2 separate regions of the Homo sapiens genome follow, and region 2 is linked to region 1. Evidence: read pairs that join two places in POLR2A ChIA-PET (ENCODE). Cell type or tissue: GM12878. All regions are shown on one strand. Each heading gives the region's core, and the rest is flanking DNA. Links, peaks and the distances in the headings are about the cores only.

Evidence for each region. ChIA-PET counts read pairs that join two places held together with the same protein. Peaks named below come from ENCODE experiments on the same cell type or tissue, not always from the same donor. Only the 100,000 strongest peaks of a DNase experiment are listed, where the experiment ranks them.
Region 2: POLR2A ChIA-PET joins it to region 1 with 5 read pairs; 1 of 35 experiments calls an interaction of 5 or more read pairs at or near these places.

The regions. Positions count from the first base shown.
Region 1 is chr16:11,303,847-11,311,887 of GRCh38, forward strand. The region is part of intron 1 of LOC105371082 (a long non-coding RNA gene); the gene reads left to right. It overlaps MIR548H2 (microRNA 548h-2), which reads right to left and starts at 2,681; the gene lies at 2,594-2,681. RefSeq lists an enhancer at 7,886-8,041 and a silencer at 7,886-8,041. In GM12878, for the core only: no CTCF peak of the experiment used is centred there; DNase peaks (open chromatin) are centred at 3,514, 5,175, 6,125, 6,962 and 1 weaker place; H3K4me3 peaks cover 979 bases; H3K27ac peaks cover 2,478 bases.
Region 2 is chr16:11,978,902-11,986,942 of GRCh38, forward strand. The region is part of intron 1 of SNX29 (sorting nexin 29); the gene reads left to right. Among named protein-coding and RNA genes, the nearest start is that of SNX29, 6.2 kb to the left of the region's middle. In GM12878, for the core only: no CTCF peak of the experiment used is centred there; a DNase peak (open chromatin) is centred at 1,770; H3K4me3 peaks cover 1,102 bases; H3K27ac peaks cover 1,372 bases.

The sequences.
Region 1 (8,041 bases), core at 3,329-7,328:
CTTTTTAACAAATGTTCACTCCTGCTCTAGAGCTTGCCTCTCTTTGCCTTATGCCCCCTGCGTCGAATTCTTTCTTCGGAGGAGGCAAGAATTGAGGTTGCTGCAGACTCGTATGGACTCACTGCCGCTAACACACACTGGTGCCCTGTGACTCAGATATGTTCCCTAGTGCTAACATTCCCAGCTCCAAAAGAACTGGGTCAAGTCTGTCCTGTTTACATTGCTGGGTCCTTGTGCTGGAAAAGGAGCCCCCACCCGCCCCCACTCCACAAAACCATTTCCAATAGTCTTGAGATTTCTCACCCTGCCCCGACCCACCTTTCTGACTCCATCTCCCCCACCCCTCCACATGCGTTATGTTTCAGTTGCCGGAATTGAAATCACGTTGCCGTTCCCTCTGCCTGGAATGCTTTTCTGCATTAGGGCATGGCTGATGCCTTCCTAGCTTCCAGATCTCAGCAAAGTGTCCTGGGGCTGCTGTGCCTGGAAGGGACACATTTTGGGTGCCTCCTTACATTATCCGCCCATACCACTGGACAATCGGGTGCTCTGTCTTGCCTCTCTGTGTGCTAGCTGCTTCTCTCCACCAAATCACAATATCCTTAAGAACAAGGACGTTGTTTTGTTCATGGCTTCAGTCCCAGCACCTAGCAAGTCGTAAGTGCTTAGAAAATAATGTGTTCAGAGGCCAGGCGCGGTGGCTCACACCTGTAATCCCAGCACTTTGGGAGGCCGAGGCGGTCGGATCACGAGGTCAGGAGATCGAAACCATCCTGGCTAACACGGTGAAACCCTGTCTCTACTAAAAATACAAAAAATTAGCCGGGCGTGGTGGCGGGCGCCCGTAGTCCCAGCTACTAGGGAGGCTGAGGCAGGAGAATGGCATGAATCCGGGAGGCGGAGCTTGCAGTGAGCCAAGATTGCTCCACTGCACTCCAGCCTGGGTGGCAGAGACAGACCTTGTCTCAAAATAATAACAATAATAATAATAATAGTGTTCAATGTGTGAATTACATCATTCTCTCTCTCTGAAACAAGGGATTCAACTTACGGGTCATGGGTAGATTTCATGGTAGAGAATCTCCTAAAGTTGTAGGCAAAATATGGTCCCTGTGGAAGCATTTTTCTCACTGTGTCCATTTTAGGGGTCAGCATTCCCCAAAGACAGAACCTTCGCTTTACTTAAGTAATACTGCCTACCCCTGCAGTCGTCCTCTCCTTCCATTCTTGTTTCATTCTACTTGTTATTAAACATACACCAGGCCTCCTGTGCCAGTAGTTAAGGACACCAAACCATATGAGGGAAAGTCTCCGTCATGGTCATTTGGGTCTCACAGTGCCACGCATGCAGTCAGCATCTCATTCGTGCTGCCAAATGGAGGAAGGAAGTCAGATTCCACTTCAGCTGCGGAACCCCGGGCTGAAATGTTGCCTGTAATATCTACCCTGGAATCCCCAAGCAGAGAAAGCAGCATGAGTCTCAGCACTGGAAGCAGATGGAACCACCTGGAGGTTTCTACAGATCGTGGTGCCCCACCTCAGGCTACTTGGATCAGTGTGTCTCAGTTGGGGCACCAGCATCGGTATGTTTTAAAAGCTCCCGGGCCTGGCTGGGCGTGGTGGCTCACACCTGTAATCCCAGCACTTTGGGAGGCCGAGGCGGGCGGATCACAAGGTCAGGAGGTCGAGACCATCCTGGCTAACACAGTGCAACCCTGTCTCTACTAAAAATGCAAAAAATTAGCCAGGTGTGGTGGCGGATGCCTGTAATCCCAGCTACTTGGGAGGCTGAGGCAGGACAATGGCATGAACCCAGGAGGCGGAGCTTACAGTGTGCTGAGATGGCACCACTGCACTCTAACCTGGGCGACACAGCGAGACTCCGTCTCAAAAAAATTACAAATAAAAATAAAAAGTTCCCGAGGCATGCGATGGAATATTATTCAACAACAACAAAAAAGGAATGAGGTTCTGAGAACTGATTTTAAACCACGATACTACATTCAAACTACACCATGAGTGAACGTGGAAAACACGGTGTGTGGAAGAAGGCAGGCACAGAAGACCACTTATTATATGGTTCCATCTATGGGAAATGTCCAGAATAGGCAAATTCGTGGAGACAAAATTAGATTAAGCCTGGGCAGCATAGCAAAACCCCATCTCTATAAAAAGCAAAAAAATCTGGCCAGGCGCAGTGGCTCACACCTGTAATCCCAGAGATTCGGGAGGCCGAGGCGGGCAGATCACTTGAGGTCAGGAGTTCAAAACCAGCCTGGTCAACATGGCAAATGCTGTCTTTACTAAAAATACAAAAATTAGCTGGGCATGTTGGCACATGCCTGTTTTCCCAGCTACCCAGGAGGCTGAAGCAGGAGAATCGTTTGAACCCAGGAGGTGGAGGCTGCAGTGAGCTGAGATCACGCCACTACACTCCAGCCTGGGTGACAGAGTGAGACTATCTCAAAAAACAACAACAACAACAACAAAACCTTTTGTACACCCATGTTCATAGCAGCACTATTCACAATAGCCAAAATGTGGAAGCAACCCAGATGCCCATTAATGGGTGAATGGATGAACATGATGTGGTTTATATTAGGTTGGTGCAAAAGTAATTGTGGTGTTTGCCATTGAAAGTAATGACAAAAACCGCGATTACTTTTGCACCAACCTAATACACATTGCTATGGTCTGAACGCTTGGGCCCTCCGGCAATGCATATGATGAAATTCTCACCCCCACTGTGATGGTGCATTAGGAGGCGGGGCCTTTGGAAGGTGATTAGTTCATGAGGGCACAGCCCTCATGAATGGGATTAGCACCCTTATAAAACAATCCCATGAGAACGGGTTCACACCTTTCGCCATTAAAGATCCAACAAGAATCCTTCTTTCCGGTCTGTGAACCAATAAACAGGCCCCCAGCAGACATTGGATCTGCCAGCACCTTCATCTTGGACTTTTCAGCCTCCAGAACTGTAAGAAATAAACGTTTGGCCGGGTGCAGTGGCTCATGCCTCTAATCCCAGCACTTTGGGAGATCCGAGGCAGACAGATCACCTGAGGGAAGGAGTTCAAGACCAGCCTGGCCAACATGATGAAACTCCGTCTCTCCTAAAAGTACAAACATTGCCCAGGTGTGGTGGTGGGCGTCTGTAATCCCAGCCACTCGGGAGGCTGAGGCAGGAGAATCACTTGAACCTGGAGGCGGAGGTTGTAGTAAGCTGAGATTGCACTACTGTACTCCAGCCTGGGCAATAGGGTGAGACTCTCTCTTAAAAAAAAAAAAGAAGAAGAAGAAGAGAAAGAAATTTCTGTTGTTGATAAACTCCCTAGTTTATGGTAGTTTGTTATAGCAGCCCAGATTGACTAAGATAACATGTAGTGGAATATAATTCAGCCCTAAACAGGAAGAGAACTCTGACACATGCAACAGCATGGATGTGCCTCAAGGACATTATGCAAAGTGAAAGAAGCCAGTCATAAAAGGACACAGGTCATTTGATTCCACTCACAGGAGGTACCCGGAGAAGTCGGATTCAGAGAAACAGAAAGTGGAATAGTGGTTGCTGGGGCAGGAGGGAGGGGAAATGGGAGTTGCTTAACAGGTGGAAAGGTTCAGTTTTGTAACATGAAAAGAGTTCTGGAGCTGCATGGCGGTTATGGTTGCACAACAATGTAAAAATGTACTTAACATTTCTGAACTGTGCCCTTCAAATGGTTCAGGTGGTAAGTCATATGTGTATTTTATTACAATTAAAAATTTTCTTAGGCTGGGCGTGGTGGCTCACGCCTGTAATCTTGTTGCATGATCCTTGGGGTGCTGCTTTTATGGCCAGAAACCTCTGTGGCTGGTGGCATCTTTTGGCCAAGTTTTGCTTGGGCCCACTGGGCTAGTTCTGCCCACTCAGCCTGGCAGGCTGTGCTCGGCTCACACTACCAGCCTGGATCCCACCCTTGCTTGGGCAAGCCAGGTGTGGCACAGTGAGGGGTGTGTGAGCAAGTGCGCATGGGGTCTGGCCACTGTGCATAGTCAGGCACACTGGCTGCTACAACGGGGCAGGGACCAGGTGCCCGCACAGGCGCCAGCTCTCTGCGAGGCTGCGGCGGGACCAGGTGTACCACAGGCAGCCTCCACGGCTGCCACTGGGGAATGCATTGGTGCCTGGAAGCCTGGAGGCTCCAGGAACCACAGGGCCCCAAAGAGGGAGTCCCAGTCCTGACTTGGGCTCCCAGGTCTGGGCTCCCTGAAGGGCCACAGCTCTTCTCTCCTTCTCTTCACCCACAATATGGCAAGCAACGGGCGTGTTTCTGCCCTGTTTGTGTTACAGTTCCTTCAGCCCTGCCATTCGGCAGTTCCCGAGTTCTTGTCTTGCTTCCAAGAAGAATGAGGTACGCAGACAAGCGTAGGGCGAACAAGGTGATGAAGAGCTTTATTGAGTGACAGAATAGCTCAGAGGAGGCCTTGGAGTGGGTAGCTGCTCTCTGCAGCTGGTTGACCTGACGTCTGCTCAGCTCTGGCTGAGTCCGGTGCTTTTATGGGTCTCAGAGAAGAGGAAATGCATGCCAAACGGTCCATGGGTGGCCGTGAGTGGGCCCAGAAAAGGCACCACAAGTTCCCACTCTGGTCCTGTGGGACTGGCAGCCTGGCCCACAGCCTTCGGACCCTCCCTGGGTGAAGGTGGGGCCTCACCGGGGACCCAGCGCCTGCACCAAGGAACCTGTCTGCCTCTTGCTGCCGTTCATGGGCCCAGGCTGTAGGTGCCAAGGGGTGCCTGCAGGTCAGCACCAAGCTGCCCTCAGCTCCCCTTCAACTTCCCTTCTATGCTTGTCAGTGCTCAAAGTCCAGAGGGGGCTGAGGCAGCAGGGGACTAGCATGTCAGCACTGCCCCGGGTGTTCACACCTGGCCGGGCTTTGCTTTGCTCCAAGATCAGAGTGGGCACCGACAGCAGGGAGAAGCCAGGCAGTGGGAGCAGGCACTTCTGAGCCTGTGAGGGGAGGGGGGTCTTCCTGGGCCACCAAGAGTGCAGGGATGCCTGGGTCCACAGCTGCAATTTGGGCAGCTGCAGGTGTGCTGGAGACAGGGAGTGCAAGGCTTCTGCCTGCTCTGTGGGGTGGGAGGCCTGAATCTGCAGCTGTGGTTTGGGTGGCTGCAGCTGTACCCAGGAGGGGGCAGGGCTCCTGCCTGCTCCATGGAGCGGGACGCCCAGGTCTGCAGGCACGACTTGGGCAGTTGTGGCTGCATCCGGGAAGCTCCCACCCCACTAACTCAAAAGGGGCGGGGCTCCCACTTGTCCCCAGCTCCTGCCACCTCCAGAGAATGTGCAGCCCCAGCCATGCCTCCTTGCTGCAGCTGGAGTGACGGCAGAGGCCGCTCCACATGGGCCACCGCTGCCATCAATCCTAGCACTTTGGGAGGCTGAGGCAGGAGAATTGCTTGAGCCCAGGAGTTCAAGACCAGCCTGGGCAACAGAGCCAGACCCTGTCTCTACAAAAAATAAAAAACTAGCCAGGCATGGTGGCACACACCTGTGGTCCCATCTATTCAGGAGGCTGAGGTGGGAGGATCCCTTGAACCCAGGAGTTTGAGGCTACAGTGAGCCACTCCACTCCAGCCTCTGCTCTCCAGCCTGGGCAACAGAGCCAGACCCTGTCTCTAAAAAATACAAAAATAAAATAAAGATACAAAAAGTTTTTAAAATTATTGGCAGAACGCGGCGGCTCATGCCTGTAATCCCAGCACTTTGAGAGACCGAGGCAGGCAGATCACTCGAGGTCAGGAGTTCGAGACCAGCCTGGCTAACATGGTGAAACCCTGTCTCTACTAAAAATACAAAAATTAGCTGGGCGTGGTGGCAGGCGCCTGTAATCCCAGCAACTCGGGAGGCTGAGGCAGGAGAATCACTTGAACCCGGGGGGTGGAGATTGCAGTGAGCCGAGTTTGTGCCACTGCACTCCAGCTTAGGCAACAGAGTGACACCCTGTCTTAAAAAAAAAAATTATTATGGTATGCAGTAAGGTCCACAAATCTTCCAAGGAATTGTACATGAGTACACACTCGTGTGGTGACCACCCAGACTGAGATAGAGAACAGTGCCAGCTTCCTGCCTATTCAGTCCCTCTCTTCCCTCCCCCCAGCTCCCTGGGGATCAGACTGTATCACCAGAGTCTGTTTCTGTGACCAAACGTCCTATAAACAGAATCACGTGGTGTATGCTTCTCTGTGCCTGGCTTCCTCCTCTGAACATGATGTCCAGGTGCTTCACCTTGTTGATGTGTGCAGTTGTTTCTTTGTTTTGTTTTCTGAGACTGGTTTTCATTCTGTTGCCCAGGCTGGAGTACGGTGGTGTGATCATAGCGCCCTGCAGCCTTGACCTCCTGGGCTCAAGTGATCCTGCACGTCAGCCTTTCCAGTTGCTGGGACTACAGACACAGGCCACCACACTGGCTGATTTTTGTATCTTTTTCTAGAGATGTGGTTTCACCATGTTGCCCAGGTTGGTCTTGAACTCCTGGGCTCAAGTGCTCCACCCACCTTGGCCTCCCAAAGTGCTGGGATTACAAGTTTGAGCCACTGAACTCAGCCTGTTATGTGCAGTTGTATCCATTCCTTCTCACTGCTGTGTAATATTCCACTGTCTGAATAGACCATAGGTTTATCTGACCTGATGTCAACAAGCTCTGCTGTTCCCAGTTTGGAGCTGTCATGAATAGCGCTGATGTGTGTGTGCTTGAACGTGTCTTTTGGAGAACGTACCACCACATTTCTGTTGGACATATCCTTGGAAGTGGGATTGTGGGGTCATAGGCTGTGTATGTGCCCAGCCTCGGGAAATCTGTGGCAAGCAGATTTCTGAAACATTGCACCAACTTACGTTCACAGCAGCAGTGAGTGGGGGTTCCAGTTGCTCCCCATCCTCACCACTCTTGGTTTTGCCATTTTCACTTTGCACCTTCTGGTGGGTGTGTTGTGTGTGGGCAGCTCCTTATTTCAAAGTGATCAAGGTTAGGGCTCACTGGTGAGCCCAGGCCACAGGCTCTGGGATATGTGTGGGTATCATGAGACCTTCCGTGAAGAATCTCTGGTTGGAGGGCCTTGAAGACCAGCTCTTGTCCAGTAAAGGCTCCTATGGAACGTATAGAATTACCCGGCGCTTGTTAGAAATGCAGACTCTTGGCTGGGCACGGTGGCCCATGCCTGTAATCCCAGCACTTTGGGAGGACAAGGCAGGAAGATCCCTGGAGCCCAGAAGTTCAAGACCAGCCTGGGCAACATGGCGAAACTGAAACTGACCCAATAGTCCCATAGATAGTTTTTTGGATAAACAAAGAAATTGACCCTTCTTGTCTTAAAACTTGAAGCTTTTATTTGTTTACGTGAGTTCTATATCAGGAAAGGACCTTCAGGCCTCTCAAAAAAGTATCAAAGAACTGAAACTAACCACCACATCCAGACAATGAGATGTGGAGGGGCAGGGAGGGGCCCTCATTCATCACGATTGTTTCCTTGCCCCTCCTAGTTCCTGTTTTCTTGCACATCGTTACATTTCTTTCCTGCTGTATAAACCCCTAGTTTTAGTTGGTCAGGGAGGTGGGTTTGTGGCTGACCTCCCATCTGCTTGGCTGCCAGCACCGGATTAAAGCCTTCATCCTTTCCTTGGTAATACTCGTCATCTCAGTCATTGGCTTTCTGTGTGGCGAGCAGCAGGACCTAGTCTGAACCTCTGGTGTCTTGGTAACAAAACCCACCTCTACAAAAAAAAAAAAAAAAAAAAAAAAAAAAATATATATATATATATATATATATATATATATATAAAACCCAGGAGGTGGAGGTTACAGTGAACTGAGATTGCACCATTGCACTCCATATATATATATATATATATGTACATATGCATGCCTGTAGTCCCAGCTACTCTGGAGGCTGAGGTGGGAGGATGGATTGAGCCCAGGAGTTCAAGGCTGCAGTGAGTCATGATTGCGCCACTGCCCTCCAGCCTGGGCAACAGAGCAAGACAGTGTGTCAAAACAAAAA
Region 2 (8,041 bases), core at 1,686-5,685, 670 kb after region 1:
GCGACAGAACAAGACTTCGTCTCAAAACAAACAAACAAACAAAAAAACAAAAGAAAGAAAACTTTAAAATTTAATTAAAAAATCATTACGTCTGCTGGGTGTGATGGCTCACACCTGTAATCTCAGCACTTTGGGAGGCAGATGCAGGCTGTCACTTGAGATCAGGAGTTTGAGACCAGCCTGGCCAACATGGTGAAATCCCATCTCTACTAAAAATACAAAAACTAACAGGGCATAGTGGCAGGCGCCTGTAATCGCAGCTACTCGGGAGGCTGAGGGATGAGAATCTCTTGAACCCAGGAGGTGGACATTGCAGTGAGCGGTGATCATGCCACTGCACTCCAGCCTGGGCAACAGAGTGAGACTCAGTCTCCAAAAAAAAAAAAAAAAAAAAAAAATCGTTACATCTAAAGCCAAAGAGAAAAGGAAACCAACAAATGACTTTTTAGGAAAAAGCATTAAGGATGAAAACCTTCTTTTGGAAACATTGTAATTGAGGCAGAAAAAGTGGTCTGTGAAAATGGAAGGGGAAGTCCAACGATATATTTTGTTTCTTGAGAATGCAGTTGAAAGTGGGTTTCCCCACTTGTGGGGTGGGTAACTGGTACACGATAAAATAAAGTGGCATGGAAATATTTCCTCTTTCTTCTGTTCCCCACTTATAATATTTTGTTTATTTATTTATTTTATTTATGTTTTAGAGATGGAGTCACGCTCTGTCACCCAGGCTGGAGTGCAGTGGCAGGATCTTAGCTTACTGCAACCTTCGCCTCCTGGGTTCAAGCAATTCTTCTGCCTCAGGCTCCCAAGTAGCTGGGACTATAGACATGTACCACCATGCCCGGCTGAGTTTTGTATTTTTAGTAGAGATGGAGTTTCGCTGTGTTGGCCAGGCTGGTCTCGAACTCCTGGCTTCATGTGATCCACTTGTGAACTCCTGGCTTCATGTGATCCACTTGTGAACTCCTGGCTTCATATGATCCACCTGCCTCAGCCCCACAAAGTGCTGGGATTACAGGCATGAGCCACTGTGCTCCGGCCATAACATTTTATTTTATAGTGTATTTTAAAAACTCAGAATCTAAGTAAGGTTTAAACAGTGCACATTGGTTTGTGTTTTAAATCTTTTAGGTCTCTCCCTCACCTCCTGTTTATTTTATTTTTATTTTTTGGTATTTTCAGAGCCGTGTAAACATCACCATAGTTAATTTCACAACATTTTAATTACCTTAGAAAGAAACTTTGTACCCATTAGCAGTCATTCATCTTTCCCCCTCCCCTCAGACCCTGGGAACCACTCATCTACTTTCTGTCTCTGGATGTGCCTGTTGTGGGTATTTCATATAAATGAAATCATACAGTATGTGACCTCTCTTATCTGGCTTTTTTCACTCGGTATAATTTTCCTGAGGTTAAACCACATTACAGCATATATCTGTACTTCATTCCTTTTTGTGGCCACATTATATTCCTTTATGTGGATATCATATTTTGTTTATTCATGCATCAAAAATGGGCATTTGAGTTGTTTCTACTTTTTAGCTGTTCTGAATAATAATGCTGCTATGAACGTTCACGCACATGTTTTTGTGGGGGCAAGTCTCTTCATTTCTCTTGGGCATGTTTGTAAGAGTGGAATTGCAGGGTCATATGGTAACTGTTTAACCATTTGAGGAGCTGTGTCAGACTGTTTTCTAAAGTGGCTGCACCATTTTCAGTTCTCACCAGCAGCATATGAGGGTTCTGTTTCTCCACACCTTCCCCAAGAGTCTTTTTAATCATAGACATTCTAGTGAGTGTGAAGTGGTATTTCTTCGTAGTTTTGATTTGCATTTCCCTAGTGACTAGTGATGTTGAGCATCTTATCTTGTGCTTATTGACCAATTGTGTATCCTCCTTGGAGAAATGCCTCTTCAGATCCTTTGGCCATTTTAACATTCGGTGGTCTTTTTATTGCTGATCTATAAGAATCCTCTGTAATTTTTAGATACTAGTCCCTTATCAGGTTTATTGTTTACAAAAATTTTCTCCCCTTCCATGGTTTGTCTTTTCATTTTCATTTTCTTTTTTTTTTTTTGAGTTGGAGTCTTGCTCTATCACCCAGGCTGGAGTGCTGGAGTGCAGTGAGAAATCTCGTCTCACTGCAACCTCTGCCTCCCAGGTTCAAGTGATTCTCCTGCCTCAGCCTCTGGAGTAGCTGGGACTACAGGTGCACACCCCCACACCCAGCTAACTTTTTTGTTGTTTCAGTAGAGATGGGGTTTTGCCATGTTGACTGGGCTGGTCTCGAACTCCTGGCCTCAAGTGGTCCGCCTACCTCAGCCTCCCAAAGTGCTGGGATTACAGGCATGAGCCACCGCACCTGGCCAATTTTTGTATTATTAGTGTTGATGGGGTTTTACCATGCTGGCCAGCTGGTCTCCAGCTCCTGACCTCAATTGATCTGCCTGCCTCAGCCTCCCAAAGTGCTGGGATTACAAGCCTGAGCCACCATGCCTGGGCTCTTTTCACTTTCTTGGTGGTGTTTTTTGAAGCAGTCTTTTTTTAAACTACAGGCTGCCCTTTAATCTCTCTCCTTTTCCCCCTTGCATTTGTTGTTGAAGGAAACAGAGTTATTTATCCCAAGGATCCTTTGCAGGCCTCTGCTGATTGCATCCTTTTGGTGTGGCATAAAGTGTTTTTCAGTCTCTTGTATGTGCTATAAATTGGTAATTAGAGTCTGCTGTATTTTTGAGTTGAAAATATTTGAGTAGAGTCAGAGGAGAGATGGGTGCAAAGCTGAATACATTAAGTACAAATAACCAGGCAGTGGAATGGCGCTAGGTAATATATATATACAAGATAAATGGGTATCATGAGGCCAGAAACAACTAAGATGACCATTAATTGGGGAGTAGGTAAACCTAGTGTGCTGTGGACACCTGACGGAAAGCCTCAGAAATGTTAAAAGGATTGATACGGATTCATACACATCACCGTGGCTGCATCTCAACGTTAATGTTCTGTAAGAAAAGCAGGGTGGGTCTGGCGTGATTGCTCACGCCTGTAATCTGAGCCCTTTGGGAGGCCCAGTTGGGAGGATTGCTTGAGTCCAGGAGTTTGAGACCAGCCTGGGCAACATAACGAGATCTCATCTCAATTAAAAAAAAAAAAAAGCAGGGTGTAGAATTATACCTAAAATATATACCTTGATGCAAATTAAAACATACTGAAGACAATATTTATGGATTCATATATGTATGTAGACCTAAAAAGATTATCAGGAAGAAAGATGCCTGCCAGACATGTGTGGGTGGTTATTGTAGGGTGGTGGTCACAATTTGTTTATTTTTCTTTAAAGAACCCAGTAGATAGGAATACTTGATTGCCCACCTCTTCAGACTATGTAAGGAATGCTGATTTTCAGATATGTGTTTGTTGTTACTGGGAAAGTAGAACTCGTAGAGCCAGAAAGTCATTATACTCAAGTTTTGTCTTTTGTAAGTCTTCATCCTTAAGTTCCTGGATGCTCCTTTCCATCAGTTTTTTTTTTTTTTTTTTTGTTTTGAGATGGAGTCTTGCTCTGTCACCCAGGCTGGAGTGCAGTGATGCGATCTCGGCTCACTGCCAGCTCTGCCTCCTGGGTTCAGGCCATTCTCCTGCCTCAGCCTCCCGAGTAGCTGGGACTACAGGCGCTTGCAACCACGCCCAGCTAATTTTTTGTATTTTTAGTAGAGATGGGGTTTCACCATGTTAGCCAGGACGGTCTCGATCTCCTGACCTCGTGAACCACCTGCCTCGGCCTCCCAAAGTGCTGGGATCACAGGCGTGAGCCACCGTGCCCGGTCTCCATCAGTAAAGGAGACACTGAGATTCCTGTTTCAAGGGTGAGGAAAGCCAGGCCCATAGTGATCAAACAATTTGTGTAACAGATGAGCTCTAAGATTCATCATATATCAGAGTTTTGGGCTTAATGGGTAATTTACTGCTGTTTCTTGCCTGACGTTAATGTATATTTTGGCAGCTTTTTATTAAAAAAAATTTTTTTTAATTAACGAATATTTTTTTGAGACAGATTCTCACTGTGTTGTCCAGGCTGGAGTGCAGTGCCACTATCTTGGCTCACTGCAACCTCTGCCTCCTGGGCTCCAGTGATTCTCTTGCCTCAGCCTCCTGAGTAGCTGGGATTACGGGCGTGCACCACCACGCCTGGCTAATTTTTTGTATTTTTAGCAGAGATGGGTTTTGCCATGTTGTGCAGGCTGATCTCAAAATTCTGAGCTCAGGTGATCCACCTGCCTTGGCCTCCCAAAGTGCTAGGATTACAGGTGTGAGCCACTGCGCCTGGGTTACAATTTTTTTTTTTTTTTTTTTTTTGTAGAGATTGGGTCTTACTACGTTACCCAGGTTTATCTGGTACTCCTGGCCTTAAGCCATCCTGTCTCAACCTTCCAAAGTGCTGAGATTATAGTTGTGAGCCACTGTGCCCAGCTGCTTTTTCTTAGTTTTCTGGAATGTTGAAGGTCACAGTTTTCTCCTCGGCACTGACTGGGCCCTCTCTGACAGTAGCTTGTACTTAGAATAAATAATCAGCTGAAATGAATGAATGAATGAAAAAAGAATATTTGTGGTTTTCATTCAAAGTAGAAAAGTGATGCTATCAACATTTTTTCCCCCTTGTGAAGGCACTGGATTGATCTATGATGGTGGAATGCAAGAAGTACATGTTCTACCATCAGCAAACAGTTGACCCCCACCTCTGCTAGCAACTGGCGATGGACTAGGTCCTACTGATGTTGGCTATCTTGCCTCCTGGTTGCTTGACTCCAGGTAACTGATAGGAACTCAAATGCTTAGAGCTCTTAAAATTTGGAACTAAAATCCAAGATTTTATAGATTTCTCCAAATTGTGGCAATGTGAGCATATTTCCAGATAAAGCACCTTCCATCTGCCACTGTCTTGTCTATACATAGGCCGTATATTTGCAGTGGGGGTGATATCACCCCCAAGGGGGTGAACACTGGTTCTCAGGAGAGAAAAAAAACTTACTTGGATGTATAAAGCACAGATAGGCATATAGTACATAAACAGATGTACATTGTATCTGTGGTATTACTTTTTCATGGAGGGGATGATTAGCAAAAAAGTGTCTAAAAAGTGTCCTTAGGGGGAAAGAATGAAAAAGATTGAGCTGGACACAGTGGCTCACACCTGTAATTCCAGCACTTTAGGAGGCTAAGGTGGGAGGATCGCTTGAGCCCAGGAGTTTGAGACCAGCCTGGGCAACATAGTGGGACCCGTCTGCCGGTCTTTGTACACACACACACAAATTAGCTGGATGTAGTGGTGCATGCCCATGGTCCTAGCCACTCGAGAGGCTGGGCTGACGTGGGAGGATCACTTGAGCCTGGGAGGTTGAGGCTACAGTGAGCCATGAAAGTACCATTGCACTCCAGCCTGGGTGACAGAGCCAGACCCCTCAGACCCTGTCTCAAAAAAAAAAAAAGAAAAGATTGAGACTGATATAGGCTGCAGTAATTGTATTATTATCATACAACTTTGCATCTTGCTTTCACCATTAACATTTCAGGACAAAACTTTACCACATTGCTCCATGGGCTCACTATTGATCACTTTTATGGAATGTACAGTCCATCATTCATCATTTTGCATGTAGTACAACTTTTAACTATTGATTCTAGTTGTAGAAACTTAGCCTATCTTCCTCTCTCCCTCTCCTCCCTCTCTCCCTCTCTCTCTCCCTTCCTCCCTTTCCTCTCTTTTTCTTTTGAGACAGGGTTTTGCTCTGTTGCCCAGGCTGGAATGCAGTGGTGATACAATTATAGCTCACTGCAGCCTTGATCTCCTGGGCTCAAATGACCCTCCCACCTCAGCCTCCTGAGTAGCTAGGACTAAAGGTGCGCCACCACACCCGTCTAACTTTTTCATTTGGTGTAGAGACAGGGTCTCAGTATATTGCCCGAGCTGGTCTTGAACTCCAGACCTCAAGTGATCCTCCTGCTTCAGCCTCCCAAAGTGCCAGGATTACAGGTGTGAACCACTGTACCTGGCTTTCCTTCTTTCTTTTTTGTTTCTGTTATAAGTAATGATGCAGTGAACATTTTTTTTTCAAGGTAGTTTTCCATCCCTTAGATTATGTCTGTAGGGAGATTTTCCAAAAGTAGCATTAACATCGAAGAGTTTATCACTTTTGATTCCTTTTTTTTTTGGCCTATAATTAAACTCAGTTGAATTGATTTGATTTTTTCCAAAGTGGTTGCACTAGTTTCAATGCTGCTAGTAAGAATAAGGGCTCTGGTGGAAGCAGAGGTTGGCCAGAAATTTGGGGTTCAACATTCAGCAAACATTGGATGATAGTTTGGTGCATCCTCTATCACTTATCAAAAGGTTGTTACCACTGGGGTCTGTTGAAGCAAAAGGATGTTGTTGGGACCGTGCTGAGTGTGTTAGCCAGGGCTCTTTTCAGTGGAATGTGGCAGAAGCTGATGAAACTGATTTCAACAGCATGGGAATATATGGTGTCTTGTAATGGAAAAGTCTAGACATAGGGCTGGCTTCAAGCTTAGCTGGATCCACGTGTTAAAGGACTATCAGGATTATCTTTCTGTCTGGCTGTCAACTCGTCTTTTCTCTCTGTTGGCTTCACCCACAGGCAGCCGCTCCTCCATGGAGCGGGCTGGCCATGTGGTCATCCTGCAACCCATCACTGTGATTTTGGTTGGCCAGGTCTGGACCATAAGTCTAGTCTGGAGCCTGTGGCTGGGAGTCCATCCTACTAAATTGTCTGGATGGAGGATGAACTTCAGGGGAAGGGCTGCTGTAATTTTGGATGGGGTGGTTAGGAATGTGATGTGGCAGCAGAGGCTTCCTGAGGCAGGTGGCTCCTAGGTTTTCTTCCTGAGCAGCTGAAAGGGGTTGGAATTGCCTTATCTTTTTTTTTTTTTTTTTGAGATAGAGTCTTGCTCTGTCACCCAGGCTGGACTGTAGTGGCGTGATCTTGGCTCACTGCAACCTCTGTCTCCCATGTTCAAGTGATTCTCCCGCCTCGAGCGCCACCATGCCTGGCTCATTATTGTATTTTTCGTAGAGATGGGGTTTCACCATGTTGGCTAGACTGGTCTCGAACTCCTGACCTCAGGTGATTCACTGACCTCGGGCTCCCAGCGTGCTGGGATGACAGGTGTGAGACACTGTACCTGACCAGAATTGCCTTTTCCTGAGGTGGGAGAGCCAGTAGGGGAGCAGGTTAGGTGGGGGCTGAGCAGTTTGAATCCTGCAAGGGGAGTGAGGACTCTTTTCCTTGCCCTGACTTTTTGCTGTCCGGGAGCCCTTCAGAGACCTGGCACTAGTGTTTCCTCTGCTCACCCAGGCAGTACCCCGCTTCCTCCGAGGAGGGAAACTTGCCCACTCCATCTCATTTTTCTTCGCTTGCATCTGTGTTTCTTGGAATCTGCTCTTTCCTCCTACAACTTAAAAAAAAAAAAAAAAAGCGAAAACCCAAAATGACATTAAAAACTATTGTGAAAACAGAATATACCTTTAAATATACATTCCTGGCACATTTAATATTTAAATTTGTAGGTATTCCTCTTCTGCCTTTGTTCAAAGCATACACTATATATGCATTTTGCATAATTGCATTGTATCTCCGTTTGAGCGTTTCTGCTTACATGATAGCACTTATCCACGTTCCTTCTCTTCACGATTCTTTGAAAAGGCAGCATAGCATTCCACCAAATTGATGTACCGCAGCTATTTAACCTCTCTCCCATTGCAAAAGACAGTCAATTCCATTTATGGTGTTCTAGGATAGGATTGGTAGGCGTTTCCTGTGAAGGGCCAGATAGTAAATATTTTCTACTTTGTGGGCCATCTGGTCTCAGCCTCAAGTATTCATTTCTGCTGTCGTAGTTTGAAGGCAGCCACAGACCATGGGTAAGTGAAAGGACGTGGCTGTGTTCCAATAAAACTTTATTTAGAAAAAGTCAGCAGCTGGATTTGGCTCGGGGGCTATAGTTGACTGACCCCTACACTAGGACA